Linked DNA regions of Homo sapiens: region 1 is linked to region 2. Evidence: chromatin contacts called from ENCODE Hi-C or POLR2A ChIA-PET data. All regions are on one chromosome and are shown on one strand. The core of a region is the stretch at or near the end of the contact, and the rest is flanking DNA. Distances in the headings are between cores, read along the strand shown. Region 1 holds the start of PLEKHG6 (pleckstrin homology and RhoGEF domain containing G6). Region 2 overlaps LOC105369625 (a long non-coding RNA gene).

Region 1 (4,904 bases), core at 1-2,500, 43 kb before region 2:
CTCTCTCACATGTGTGCATATTTGGGGTACAAGCTCCTGCACTGGTCTCAAATGGGAACAAGGGTCACAGACAGGTCTCGGGCTTTCTGGATACACCCAGGTGGGAGGGTTCTCCTTGCACCTAGATATAACCCCATCCCCTTCCCCATATAAAGCTTGGGAAAAAGCTGGAGGGAGGCCATGGTGGGTGGGGTGGGCTGGGAGTGGGGGTGGCTGGAGACAGCCCAGTCTGCCACCAGTTTTTGTACAGCCTGTAAGCCTTTACATATTTACATAGTTGAAACAACTGCTGCCCCCCCTGCAAAAAAGCCACCAATATTTTGGGACAAGTAAATATTACATGATATTCAAATTCAGTGTCCATAAACACAGTTTTGTTGGAATCCATCCTCTTCTGCTGGTCTCCTAATAACCTGTGACTGCTTCTTGCTAGTTGGGACAGACGGTGTAGGCCGCGAAGTCTCTAATCTTTACTGTCTGGCCTTTACTGAAAGGCTTGCCCATCTCCTACCTGAACCCTCCTGACCACAGACAGGGAGGTGAGTGGGGCCAGCTGTCCGGCCACTGCCCTTAGAGACCAGCCAAATAGAATTAGAGTTTCTCCAGTTTCGGGCTATATATTTGGTCCTCCCCAGACTCTGGGAATACCACCATGGAGCTGGGGGCCAGGCGTGGGGCTCCATCCCTCCCCCCTAAACCTGGAGGGAGGGCCCGCCCTCGAGTGGGCAGGGCCTGGAAGAGGAGAGGCCTCCTAAGGGGCGGTGGGCTCAAGAAGGCTGCGCAGGTGTTTGTGCCCCGACCGGGTGGGCCTGAGGTCCTGCCTCAGCCCTCCCTTACCTTCCTCCGATTCAGGAGCAGAGGAGGAAACGTTCGCTGTCCCTCCTGCCGCCTCCCAATAGTCCTCCCTCTGAGGGCGCTGTCTCCCTCGCACTGCTCCCTACCCAGGGTCCTGTCTCAGCCCAGCCCCCGGCTCCCCTCCTCCCGCCTTCGGGAGGCCAGGCCTTCCTTCCCCTTCGCCCCGGCTTCCAGGCCCCGGGTCCCGGCCGCCCCGCCCCCGGGCCGCGTAGCCCTCCCGCCGCTCACCTGTGCCCACAGGTGTCACCGCACCCGCTGCCCTGCGCCGCCCTCCCCGCCCGCGGGGCTCCCCGTCGCCGTCGGCTCCCCGGCGATGCCAGCCAGCCCCGATGCCCAGCCTGGGACTGGGATCGAGCGGCCCGCGGGAGCCGGGCAGCGCGGGTCCGGGCGAGGAGGGCGGGGACCGGGCTGGCCCCTCCCTACCGCCAGCACCGCTCGGGGCAGAGGGGCAGAGGGGCGGGGCCCTGGGGACCGAGCAGCCCCCGCCCTCACGCAGCCACCGCCTTCCCCGGAGAGGACAGCTCACGTGGCGGTGCCCTCCTTTCCCCTTTTCGGTCGCACCTGAACTCGACACCCGCCGGCCGAGCGGGAGGGCTGGGACCGCGCGCCCTCCACTCCGGGCCAGACCCCCGCGAGGCGCTGCAGTAATGAGGGCTGAGTAAGGGGCGGGGCGCCGCCGGGGGAGGCGGCGAGGGTGACAACCTGTGGCAGGCACCCCTCTCTCCTGCTGGTCGCGGCGAGTGGCCGGCCGTCCGGTCCTCCCCCTGCCTCGGCCTAGACCCCTAAGCAGGCAGGGAGCCCGCCTGCCAGCTGGAGGGGCAGGGGGCCCCGTCGCTGTGTGGAGTCCAAAGTGTGAGCCTTATCTCTCAGAGGACCGGCTGGCCTGCCTGGTGGAAGGTGATACTGGAAGGCTATCCTGGACTTTGCCTTTGCTCCAGGGATAGGCAGCTGAGGCCTGACCCGCACTTCTCCTATGACCTAAGACTCAGGTGGGGGCACCCTCCCAGTTCACCTGCAAATAAGCCCACTCCCGGCTACACCAGGGTCACCCAGCCCTTGCGGTGGCTGCTAAAATAGATGCTGTGGGGCCAGGCGCGATGGCTCACGCCTGTAATCCCAACACTTTGGGAGGCCGAGGCGGGCGGATCACAAGGTCGGGAGATGGAGACCAGCCTGGCCAATATGGTGAAACCCCGACTCTACTAAAAATACAAAAATTAGCTGGGCATGGTGACGGGCGCCTGTAGTCCCAGCTACTTGGGAGGCTGAGGCGGGAGAATCGCTTGAACCTGGGAGGTGGAGGTTGCAGTGAGCCAAGACAGCACTACTGCACTCCAGCCTGGGCAACAGAGTGAAACTCCATCTCAAAAAAAAAAAAAAAAAAAAAGAAAGAAAAAGAAAAAGATGCTGTGGAAGGACTGACACATGCTGGGCATTGCATGAAAGGACCATACTTTATTTTCTTTATTTTTAAAATTTATTTTTTAAAAAGAAAATAGAGACAATATCTTGCTGTGTGGCCCAGGATGGACTCCAACTCCTGGGTTCAAGCGATCCTCCTGCTTCGGTTTCCCCACCTTTTCACTTCTCCAAATCATGGCACCTCGTCTGACAGAAGCACTGGATATTTGAGATAGAAGTGTCCTGTGGATGTGTGGTCATTATAATCTCACAACCATGAAACCCAAGACCCTGTAGTTGGCAGGTGGCAGGTCTGAGGCTCCCAGCCCCTCACCCTGACTGTGGTCTATTTCCTGCCAATGAACTCAACAGTGATTGATACGGCTCCTTACTTCTTCAGAGCATCCTGAAGTTCAGGAAACACTTTCAGAAGCAGAATCTCCTTGAGTTGCCAGGGGAAAAGGCCTCTATTCCCTTTTCCCATCTAGGCTATGAAACGCATACATGATCAGAGTGTTCTAGTCCTCACTCGGACTCTGGTGACTCTATTTTGTTTGGAGGAGGAATCTATATCTTTGGGCAGTTTCTAATTTTGTATTCCCTGTGTCCATCCTCAAATCTGCCCTCTGGGATTCTCTTTCTCTGAGCTTGCTGTTGTGTGATTGCTCTGCTGGTTCAGAAGTGTCCTCTGTTCCTCCAGCTCCTTGAACCAGCCTGTCTCCTGCTCCTGGCCCAGCTGGTGGTGGGACTAGTTTTCGGGGGTGAAGTCAGGTGGGAAAGGAACTGCAGTGGCAAGAAACCAGAGTGTGCCTAGTTCCTAGCCCTTCCCTCTTCCCATTCACTGTGTGTGTGTGTGTGTGTGTGTGTGTGTGTGTGTGTGTGTGTGTGTGTGTGTGTGGTGAGAGCTAGACAGAGATAGAGAGATGTCCAGGGATGACAAGAGTAGCCATGAGGGAAAGAGTTAATAAGCCAGGAGAGGAGGTGGTGATTACGGACAGTATTAAATGACACCCCAGAGACAGCTGGTGCCAATGGCCCCTAGCTTCTCCTCCCAGTGTCTCCCAGAAGGAGTGGGAAGGAGGAATAAGAGGGAAGATGAAATTGAGAGAGCACCAAAGACAAGCCTGGGCTTACAGTGCTCTGGGGTGAGCTGGCTAGAGGGGCCCAGTGGCAGGTGGTGGTGGGTGGCGGGGTGGTTAACCCTTTCACTTCCCTCTAGGCGTTGAGGTCCAGTCTCCACCCACTACTGCCCCAGGGCCTGTCTTCAGCCTCCCTGGGAGGAGAGGTTCCCAGGGCAAGCTGGAGTCTAGAAGCCAGAGGTGTGGCCGGGCACAGGTGTGTGGCCTAGGAGGCAGGCCTCCATGTTCTGTTTCTTCTCTTCTGTCACTCTCACAGTCTCCACTTCCATGACTCCTCTGTGCTGCGGAGAGCACACTCCTATGGCAGGCTGAGGGGAGCATTCTCAGGGAGCTGAATGAAATGTAAAGAATTGGGAGGCTGGAGGCTTGGCCTCTGCCAAGTGAGGCTAGGGGCCATCTGGTCCTTGGACCAGAGTATGCCATCTGGATACTTCTCTTTATTCCTGGTTATCCTAGCCTTTCCTCACATGTCTAGCTTGAGTCATATGCCTCACTTTCTCCCAGGTAAGATGCTCCTCATTAGGCCCCTGGATTGACCCCATAACTGATGGTAAAGTGTGTGTCCACGGTCAGAGCTCTGAGGATCAAATGCTTCTGTCCAATAGCAGCCTGAGGATAACTGCCTGGGGTTGGCATAAGGGGCTCACCAGGCAGGAAGGTCAGGGAAACTCATTTGTGCCTCGACCTCTGCTGAGCCCATATCTCTCAGGGCAGAAGTGGGGACCATCTGGGCTAATGAGGGGCTGGCAGGCACTAGCAACAGGAGGCAGCTAATGGGAGCTGTGTCCTCCCTGCCCAGAGCGAGGCAGAAACTGAGGGTTCAAGCTAGGAGGCGCCAGGTCATGTGAGGCAGATGAATACCAGGAGGACAGGCCACAGGGCAAAGCCTCTGGTGCCTCAGGCCAGAACTGGTGCTTCCCGTTTCTTCTTTCGTCCCCTCCCCCTTCCTTCCACATTTACTGGCAATGTGTAAGACAGTAGGAATATAGAAAAGAATAAGAGGCCCTGACTTCTAGGGGCTTACAGACTAGTGGGGAGGCAGATGGGCGAAAAGAACATTGATATTTAAGTTAGACCAAGAACGACTAAGTCAGGAGCTGTGGGAACACTTTGGAGGGACCGGTTACTACATAGGGGAGCCAGGGATGGCTTCTAGAGGAGGCGAGCTTTGTGTTGGGACTCGAAGGATGAGTAGCAGTCAGCTGGGCTGAGAAGGAGGAAAGGACATTTCTGGAGGAGGGAAGAGCATGTTTAAAAAGAAACTGGGGAAGGGCAGACTTCCCTAAAGGCCTCCTGAGGGTCTACCCTGTTGGCTCCCTGGGAATATCCCAGCTTCCGAGCCGAGGGTCTCTGGGTGGTGGCTTAGGAGGACGAACCTTCTTTGTGGCCTTCCAGGACCTCCGCAGTTTGACCTCAGTTATACTTCCCTACTCAATCCCTAGATGTGTCCCCATTCCCTGGGTCGGCCTCGACTTTCCTGACTCCATGCCTTTGCTCAAGCTGTTCCCC
Region 2 (4,483 bases), core at 661-3,160:
TTTTCATTCTCCTGACAACCTTGTGAATTAGGTGTTGTCCCTCCCACTTCACAGGTGAAGAAACTGAGTGAGGTTAAGTGCCTGATCTAAGATCATAAAGCTAGCGAGTGGCAGAGGTAGAAGGAAATCCAGGTCTTTCTGATTTTAAAATCCCATGCTTTCTTGGTGGTTTATTTTGCTCTTTTTTTTTTTTTTTTTTTTTTTTGCTTCGTGGGTTGGCCAAAATCTCCAAATATTTTCACTACTGCTGGAGCCCTGGCAAAGGCAGCAAGTGGGGTGGCTGCCAGAGGCTGGGGCCGAGGAGGGAAGGGAGGAGGGGTACATGTGAGGGCCCTTTGTAGGCAGGTATTTATAAAGCTGGGGCTTCTCCCTTGTAACAAATATCAGTGATATTTCTCCTGGCTCTTAGATGGGGGAAGGTATCTTCGCCTCTGTTCGCAAGTACACATCCAGGGAAGGCAGTGCCTGGAGGTCAGGTGAGGCCAGGCTGGCCTGGAGAGGTGAACTAAGGCTGCTGGACTGAAGGCGTCCTGGAGGTTTTTTGTCCACCACATGAATGCCCCGCCTACAGCCCCCTCTGAGAGAAACTGAGCTTCTCCCGGCTCCCTGCTGCGCGTTCCTAGGGTGGGCATTTCCTGTCCTGACCCACATGGCCCTGTCCCCTCTGACCTCAGCTGACTGGCCCAGCATTGGGCACCCTGCCCAAGGGCAGCCCCACCACAGCTGACCAGGGGTCACTGGGGGGCTTTGGTGTCTGAGCGATGTGATGAGCTGGGCCTCCTGGTAGAGGGGGCAGAAGCAGGAAGACACATTGAAAAAGCAGAAAAAGAGGTAGCCCACCAGAGGGATGACCATTTCGGGCCTGGCATGGGTGCCTGAGCGCTGTCTGCTCTCTGAATTAAGAGGCCTGCTGCATGGCTGCTCCTGGGGCCTGGAACGCTTCAGTCCCTTTGTGTTGTCAATTCTGGACAAGAATCCCGTGCTGTTTTAAAAATTTTTTTATTACTTTTAAATTAATTTATTATTATTTTATCTTATTTTTAAAAATATTAACTTCCCATACTACACTGATGTGTATTTTTGAGTTTATACTCTTTTGTTTTTTTGAGACAGGATCTTGCTCTGTTACTCAGGCTGAAGTGCAGTGGTGCCATCTCAGCTCACTGAACTCCTGGGCTCAAGCAGTCCTCCTGCCTTGGCCTCCCCGGTAGCTGGGACCACACCTGTGCTCCACTGCCCTATTTTTATTTATTTATTTATTTGAGATGAAGTTTCGCTCCTGTCACCCAAGCTGGAGTACAATGGCACAATCTCGGCTCACTGTAACCTCTGCCTCCCGGGTTCAAGCAGTTCTCCCTGTCTCAGCCTCCCGAGTAGCTGGGATTACAGGCATCCACCACCACGCCTGGCTAATTTTTGTATTTTTTAGTAGAGATGAGGTTTCACCATGTTGGCCAGGCTGGTCTTGAACTCCTGACCTCAGGTGATCCACCCACCTCGGCCTCCCAAAGTGCTGGGATTATAGGCATGAGCCACGGCTCCTGGTCTCCCCTCTTTTCCAGTCTAGCTTGAGTGGGTGCGATTGTGGTCACCCAAAGAGGCAGACAGGACAGTCTAGGCTGCAGAGCCTGATGTGGTCTGCCCCCCCTCATTCACAAGGATCATGACGCTCGGGCCTGTGGCCTCCCACAACTGGAACCGTGGGGAGGGAAAGGAGGGGCCAGGGGGGAACATGGTTTTCAGTCATGACATGACAACATACCTCAGTCGTGGGTGTGTTTTAAGTAATCTGTTATTCATCATAACCAAAGCACTTGCGTGTATTTTAAAGCACATATTTGCTTCTGTAACCACATCAAATTTCCAAAGGCCCAGAAGGGTACACGCTGAAAAGTCCCCTTCCTTCCCTCTGGGCAGCTCCCTCCCTTGAGGCAGCCATCCTTACCAGAATTTGGGCATCCTTCCAGAAACATTTTGTGCACCTATCAGCAAACACTCTTGTACACATTCCTCCTTTCCCTTATTTAGTACCCAAATGTTAGCATATTATTCCCATTACCCTGTACCTTGTTTTTTTCATTTGTGAATAATTAACTAACTTTCCCCCCAGTGAGAGCAGGTTTGAGATCATCCCCACAACAAAGTCACTTCTGCCACTTGCCTTCCAGGGCACCTTTCCGAGCGGGAGAGGGGGTTAGTGAGCAGGGCCCGGGACCCTTTGGGAGGGTGTGTGTGTATTCATGTGTGTATGTGTGTGCGTGTGTGTGCGTGTGCATGTGAGACCTGCAGGACAGCCTCACTTGGAAGACCTGGTTTTAGGTCTAAGACCCCACGAACAAGCCCAGGGCCTTAATCCCCCTCCGGTTCAGTTTCCCTCCCACAAAGAGGAATGACAAGCCTGTTCCCTGGGGCTGTTGAGGTTGGAATAAGGACGTGTTAAGAAACTGTCTTGTGAATTGTCTAGTCCTAGGCGGTGAGCGGTTATTGTCAGCCAGACAGATTCAAAAGCTTCTCATCCATTTTCCCTTAAGGATGTGTCTGGCCTTCTCTGCTTACTCCCAGCCACCTCCCTATTCCCAGCTGAAGGCATCATCTCCTCTTGGAGCTTCCCTCCCACATGGACCTGCCTGTTTATGGGCATCTGCTCTCCACCTCACCTGCCTTCCGCCACCTGCTCTTGGGCACCTGAAACCACTTCTGCTGGAGTGCAGCGGTGCAAATACAGGTCACTACTGGCCTTTTTTTTTTTTTTTTTTGAGATGGAGTTACGCTGTGTCACCCAGGCTGGAGTGCAGTGGCGTGATCTCCGCTCACTGCAACCTCTGCCTCCCGGGTTCAAGTGATTCTTGTGCTTCAGCCTCCCCAGTAGCTGGGATTGCAGGCATGAGCCACCAAGCCCAGCTTTTTTTGGTATTCTTTTGTAGAGACAAGGTTTCCCTATGTTGCCCAGGCTGGTCTTGAACTCCTGGGCTCAAACGATCCACCCACCTCAGCCTCCTAAAAGTGTTGGGATTATAGGTGTGAGCCACTATGCCTGGCCCCTTCATATGTGCTTGCTTTTTTTTTTTTTTTCAAGACAGTATTTCACTCTTGTTGCCCAGGCTGGAGTGCAATGGCACAGTCTTGTCTTACTGGAACCTCTGCCTCCCAGGTTTAAGCAATTCTCCTGCCTCAGTCTGCTGAGTAGCTGGGATTATAGGCATGCACCACCACGCCTGGCTAATTTTATGTTTTTAGTAGAGATGGGGTTTCACCATGTTGGCCAGGCTGGTTTCAAACTCCTAACCTTAGGTAATCCGCCCACCTTGGCCTCCCAAAGTGCTGAGATTAGAGGCGTGAGCCACCGCACCTAGCCTCTTCGTATATATATGTATATATATATATATATATATATTTTTTTTTTTTTTTTTTTTTGAGACGGAGTCTTGCTCTGTTGCCCAGGCCGGAGGGCAGTGGTGCAATCTTGGCTCACTGCAACCTCCGCCTCCCAGGTTTAAGGAATTCTGTGCTTCAGCCTTCCGAATAGCTGGGATTACAGGCGCATGCCACCACGCCCAGCTAATTTTTTTGTATTTTTAGTAGAGATGAAGTTTCACCATCTTGGCCAGGCTGGTCTTGAACTCCTGACCTCATGATCCACCCGCCTCAGCCTCCCAAAGTGCTGGGATTACAGGCGTGAGCCACCACGCCCGGCCGCTTCTTCATATATTTTAATTGAACATTTAAGGAACCTTTTGTGTCAGTTGTTGTTCTAAGCACTTGGATGTGTTAACTCAATTTTCCCAACTACAACCCAAAGAGGCAGGTACTATTACTATCCATTTTGTTGTGTTTTGTTTTGTCTATTTCTTTTTTGGAGATGGGGTCTCCCTATGTTGTCCAGGCTGGTCTTGAACTCCTGGACTCAAGTCATCCTCCTGCCTCAGTCTCCCAAAGTGCTGGGATTACAGGAATGAGCAGGCTTACTAGCCATTTTACGATGAGGAAACTGAGGCTGGAGAAGTTAAGTGCAGCTGCACTGAGTGCATCAGGCACAGGCAGGCAGTGCTGGTGCTGGTTTCAAAACCAGGCCGCCTGCTCTAGAGCCTGTGTGGATGGCCCTCCCTCACCCCCTGTCTTCCTTCCTTAGGTAACTCCTTTGTAGTATTAATACCTTGGTCTCAGCTTAAATGTCACTTTCTCAGGGAAGTATTTCCTAAGGCCCCTCCTGCAGTGTAAGTGGCCTTCTGAGGGCTCTTGGGTCCTCTTATGTATCTCTTGATCACTTCTTGTTTTGTACTGTAATTGCTTATTTATTTGTCTGTGCTCAGTAGTCCCCTGGGTTTGGGTATGTTTGTTTGCCCTTAGATCTGATCTGCCTTGCATACAGAAAGCATGTCATGAATGTGAGCTGAGTGACCTTTCCATGATGCAGCGCTGCCTGGAGCTGTAGGAAGAAAAGAGTCCCCAGTGGTGGTTTGGCCCAGGAGGGAGGAACGTGAAA

What was found. A loop is a pair of places that touch in the nucleus more often than their neighbours do. ChIA-PET counts read pairs that join two places held with the same protein, here RNA polymerase II (POLR2A). Pooled maps may share reads with other maps.
Region 1: a loop to region 2 is called in a pooled map, with 2.4 times the contacts of the local background. The contact joins the promoter of PLEKHG6 here to the enhancer-like site in region 2. A Hi-C loop is called at or near these places in 1 of 168 maps with a recorded cell type or tissue (astrocyte of the cerebellum) and 6 of 50 pooled maps. POLR2A ChIA-PET finds 5 or more read pairs at or near these places in 6 of 52 experiments (A549, Caco-2, MCF 10A and 3 more).

What each region holds. Positions count from the first base shown.
Region 1 is chr12:6,307,028-6,311,931 of GRCh38, reverse strand. PLEKHG6 (pleckstrin homology and RhoGEF domain containing G6) reads right to left here and starts at 1,250. Exons shown (of 16, transcript NM_001384598.1): 1 at 1,084-1,250. RefSeq lists a silencer at 1,304-1,353 and an enhancer at 1,716-2,436.
Region 2 is chr12:6,264,803-6,269,285 of GRCh38, reverse strand. All of the region lies in intron 2 of LOC105369625 (a long non-coding RNA gene), which reads left to right. Among named protein-coding and RNA genes, the nearest start is that of PLEKHG6, 44 kb to the left of the region's middle. RefSeq lists an enhancer at 1-451. Within about 2 kb of position 1,910, at least 7 of the 41 ENCODE cell types and tissues checked have a DNase peak (open chromatin) inside an H3K27ac peak, as active enhancers do.